2 separate regions of the Homo sapiens genome follow, and region 2 is linked to region 1. Evidence: read pairs that join two places in POLR2A ChIA-PET (ENCODE). Cell type or tissue: PC-9. All regions are shown on one strand.

Region 1 (2,500 bases):
CCCAGTAGGGGCGGCCGGGCAGAGGCGCCCCTCACCTCCCAGACGGGGCGGCTGGCCGGGCGGGGGGCTGACCCCCCCACCTCCCTCCCGGACGGGGCGGCTGGCCAGGCGGGGGGCTGACCCCCCCACCTCCCTCCCGGACGGGGCGGCTGGCCGGGTGGGGGGGCTGACCCCCCCATCTCCCTCCCGGACGGGGTGGCTGGCCGGGCTGAGGGGCTCCTCACTTCCCAGTAGGGGCGGCCGGGCAGAGGCGCCCCTCACCTCCCGGACGGGGCGGCTGGCCGGGAGGGGGGCTGACCCCCCCACCTCCCTCCCGGATGGCACAGCTGGCCGGGCGGGGGGGGCTGACCCCCCACCTCCCTCCCGGATGGGGCGGCTGGCCGGGTGGGGGGCTGACCCCCCCCCCCACCTCCCTCCCGGACGGGGTGGCTGCTGGGCAGAGATGCTCCTCACTTCCCAGATGGGGTGGCTGCCGGGCGGAGGGGCTCCTCACTTCTCAGACGGGGTGGTTGCCAGGCAGAGGGTCTCCTCACTTCTCAGACGGGGCGGCCGGGCAGAGACGCTCCTCACCTCCCAGACGGGGTCTCGGCCGGGCAGAGGCGCTCCTCACATCCCAGATGGGGCGGCGGGGCAGAGGCGCTCCCCACATCTCAGACGATGGGCGGCCGGGCAGAGACGCTCCTCACTTCCTAGATGTGATGGCGGCTGGGAAGAGGTGCTCCTCACTTCCTAGATGGGATGGCGGCCGGGCGGAGACGCTCCTCACTTTCCAGACTGGGCAGCCAGGCAGAGGGGCTCCTCACATCCCAGACGATGGGCAGCCAGGCAGAGACACTCCTCACTTCCCAGACGGGGTGGCGGCCGGGCAGAGGCTGCAATCTCGGCACTTTGGGAGGCCAAGGCAGGCGGCTGGGAGGTGTAGGTTGTAGTGAGCCGAGATCACGCCACTGCACTCCAGCCTGGGCACCATTGAGCACTGAGTGAACGAGACTCCGTCTGCAATCCCGGCACCTCGGGAGGCCGAGGTTGGCGGATCACTCGCGGTTAGGGGCTGGAGACCGGCCCGGCCAACACAGCGAAACCCTGTCTCCACCAAAACCAGTCAGGCGTGGCGGCGCGTGCCTGCAATCGCAGGCACTCGGCAGACTGAGGCAGGAGAATCAGGCAGGGAGGATGCAGTGAGCCGAGATGGCAGCAGTACAGTCCAGCTTCGGCTCCGCATGAGAGGGAGACCGTGGGGAGAGGGAGAGCGAGAGGGAGACGGAGAGCGAGAGGGAGACGGAGAGGGAGAGGGAGGGGGAGGGGGAGGGGGAGGGGGAGGGGGAGGGGGAGGGGGAGGGGGAGGGGGAGGGGGAGGGGGAGAGGGCGCTAGAGCCATTTTAGATGTGCAGGAGAAGAAATTCCCTCTCCCAAATCTACTGCCAGGCATACCCTCCAGCCATGTTTACCTCTCCCTTCCGTTGGTAAAGCCCACCGAAACTAACTCCAAAAGAGACTGAGAACCCTAGAAAGAACAGGTCTTGCTTCAAGCTGTTTCAATATCTTTTTTTTTTTTTTTTTTTTTTTTGAGAAGGAATCTGGCTCTGTCGCCCAGGCTGGAGTGCATGTTGCAATCTCGGCTCACTGCAACCTCTACCTCCCAGGTTCAAGCAATTCTCTGCCTCAGCCTCCCGAGTAGCTGGGATTACAGGTGCCCGCTACCACGCCTGGCTAATTTTTGTTTTAGTAGAGACGGGGTTTCACCATCTTGGCCAGGCTGGTCTTGACCTCCTGACCTTGTGATCTACCCACCTCGGCCTCCCAAAGTGCTGGGTTTACAGGCGTGAGCTACCATACCGGGCCTGTTTCAACATCTTTAAGAACTAGAAGTGAAGAAAAAGATGTTAGGTAAGAACCAGAGCATATATTGTTCAACTTGACAAATCTTGTACTTATCTAAAACGTGCTAATACTATGTTGCTTCTACTGTCTGTGAGCTCAAGAGAGAGAGTGCTTCCTTCCCAGGCTTTTCTGCTGCTCCTGGGTAATAGAGATCCTAATATCTTCTGATTGACCTTCTCTTTTTATTCTATTTATTTATTTATAATCTAATTTTAGAGACAGGGTCTCACTTTGTCTGTAAACTTCAACTCCCGGGCTCAAGCCATCTTCCTGTGTTAGCCTCCCAACTAGCTAGAAATATAGGCGTGTGCCACCAAACTCAGCTATTTTTTTTTTCTTTTTGTAGAGATGAGTGTCTCACTCTATTATTGCCCAGGCTGGTCTTGAACTTCTGGCCTCAAGTGATCCTCCAGCCTTGGCCTCCCAAAGTGTTGGGATTACAAGTGTGAGCCACCTCACCTGGCCCAAATTAGGTTAACAAATAGAAATTTTTAAATTTAAATTTTCATGCCATAAGTTTTTATACCTTTAGTGCTAATAAGTATTTGGAAATAATTAACACGTAGAAAACGAGTATTATTGGAAAAGTTCAGAAACAGTTGCTTAGGCCTAGCACAAC
Region 2 (2,500 bases), 510 kb before region 1:
ACTTGAATAATGGGAACATGTATTTTTGATCAAAGTCCCCTCTTTTCTTTGTTTTTTTTTCTTTTTTAAACTTTTTCTGGTAATAGCTTTATTGCGATATAATTCACTTAACATAAAATTCAACCACTTAAAGTGTACAATTTAGTGGTTTTAGCATATTTACAGAGTTGTGCAAACATTTCCACCATCAGTATTAGAACATTTTCATTATTCCAAAAATAAACCCGATACTCTTTAGCCATCACTCTAATTTCCCCAAACCTCCTAGTTCTAGGCAATCAATAATCTACTTAGTGTCTCCAAAGAGTTGCCTATTCTGGATTTTGGAATCATACTATACATGGTCTTTTGTGATGAGCTTCTTTTACATAGCATCGAATTTTCAAGGTTCATCCAAACTGTAGCATTCACCAATACTTCATTTCTTTGTATGGTCAAATAATATTTCATTATATGGATATACAACAATTATTTATCCATTGATCAGTTTATGAACATTTGTTTCTGCTATTATGAACAATGCTGCTATGAACATTTGTGCGCTGGTTTTTGTGTGAACATGTTTTTCATTTATCTTGGTTATATATAACCAGGAGTAGAATTGCTGGGTCATATGGTAACTCTGTATCTTGCCTCTTGAGGAACTGCCAGACTGTTCCAAAGTGACTACACCAGTTTACATTCCCACCAGCAGCGTATAAGGATTCCAATTTCTCCACTACTCCCCAACACTTGTCGTTATCTTTTTTGGATTATAGCCACTTGGTGATTGTAAAGTGGTATCTCATTGTGGTTTTGATTTGCATTTCCTTGATGACTAAAGATGTTGAACATCTTTTTATGTGCTTAATGGCCATTTGTGTATCTTCTTTGGATAAAAGTCTATTCATATCTTTTACCCATTCTTTTTTCTCAGAGCTTTTATTCCAATAAGTAAGACCAAAATCCATAAATATATGTAAAACAACTGCATATGTGCTATGAAGGTGAGGTACATGGTGTTCTTTGAGGGTATAATACAGGAAAATTGACCTAAGCAGGAAGTGAAGGAGCTGAAGAAGGTGTCTCCCAGAAGTGATGGTTGAGCTGAGACTGCAAGGGAGAAAAGAAACTAGATGGTGGATAAGAAGATGCTAAGCTTGTGCAGAGGCCATGGGATATTTCTGGAACTGAAGATGTGGAGCTAAGACAGCTTCCTCCATTTGCCTGGAGTGTTTCTATTTTCTATCTATAGCCTTCCTCATCCACGGGTACTCGCTTGGGGCCAGTGCTGCCATCCACTCCAACCCTCCCAATCATCATGAGGGCACTTGGCAGTGTTTGGGGCTGTTTCATTTTGCTTTGTTTGTGACAATAACTAGAGAACATTACCACATTAATTGAGAAGAAACCAGGGATGCTACACATTCTGCAATGTGCAGGGATAGCTCTACATAAACAAGAATTGTCCCAGCCAACATGACAATAGTGTACTAGTTGAGAATCTACTTCCGTTTCTACTTCTTTTGTGCGTGTAACATAAAATGTACCACCTTAACCAGATTTACATATACAATTCAGTATTGTTAAGTATATTCACATTGTTGAGCAATCAGTCTCCAGAATGCTTTTCATCTTGAAAAACTGAAATTCTATACCCTTTAAAGAACTCCTCATTGTCCCCACCCCCACCACCTCGCAACCATCATTCTACTTTCTGTCTTTCAATGGCCTTAACTAGTCTAAGTACTTCATATAAGTATTTGTCTTTTTGATTGACTTATTTCACTTAGCAGAATGTCCCCAAAGCTCATCCATGTTGTAGCATATGTCACATCTTTTTCCTTTTTAAGGCTAATTAATATTTCATGAATGTATTTACCACATTTTGCTTTTCCATTCATCTGTTGATGGACACTTAGGTTGTGTCCAAGTTTTAGCTGTTGTTAATAATGCTGCTACAAACATGTGTGTGCAAACATCTCTTCAAGATCATGCATTCAATTTAAAAAATATAAATCAGAATTTCTAGTGGTACATAGTAGGTGTGTATACTTATGGGTTATATGAGATATTTTGATACAGGCATGCAATGCATAATAATCACATCAGGTTGAATGGGATATCCATCATCCCAAGCATTTATGCATTCTGTTTCAGACAATCCATTAAACTCTTTCAATGATTTTAAATGTACAATTCAACTAGTTTTTACTATAGTCACCCAGTTCTGCTAGCAAAGACTAGGTCTTTTTTTTTTTTTTTCGTGTCCAAAAGATGTGAAACTATTTCTTCTTATTATTATTATACTTTAAGTTATGGGATACAAGTACAGAACGTGCAGGTTTGTTACATAGGTATACACTTGCCATGGAGGTTTGCTGCACCCATCACCCTGAAATCTACCTTAGGTATTTCTCCTAATGCTATCCCACCCCTAGCCCCCCTCCCCCTGACAGGCCCTGGTGTGTGATGTTCCCCTCCCTGTGTCCATGTGTTCTCATTGTTCAACTCCCACTTA

Evidence for each region. ChIA-PET counts read pairs that join two places held together with the same protein. Peaks named below come from ENCODE experiments on the same cell type or tissue, not always from the same donor. Only the 100,000 strongest peaks of a DNase experiment are listed, where the experiment ranks them.
Region 2: POLR2A ChIA-PET joins it to region 1 with 19 read pairs; 2 of 35 experiments call an interaction of 5 or more read pairs at or near these places.

What each region holds. Positions count from the first base shown.
Region 1 is chr9:81,708,316-81,710,815 of GRCh38, reverse strand. All of the region lies in intron 1 of TLE1-DT (TLE1 divergent transcript), which reads right to left. Among named protein-coding and RNA genes, the nearest start is that of TLE1-DT, 20 kb to the right of the region's middle. In PC-9, no CTCF peak of the experiment used is centred here; DNase peaks (open chromatin) are centred at 1,505 and 1,912; H3K4me3 peaks cover 1,120 bases; H3K27ac peaks cover 1,264 bases.
Region 2 is chr9:82,221,851-82,224,350 of GRCh38, reverse strand. The region is part of intron 1 of LOC105376107 (a long non-coding RNA gene); the gene reads right to left. Among named protein-coding and RNA genes, the nearest start is that of SPATA31D1, 230 kb to the right of the region's middle. In PC-9, no CTCF peak of the experiment used is centred here; no DNase peak of the experiment used is centred here.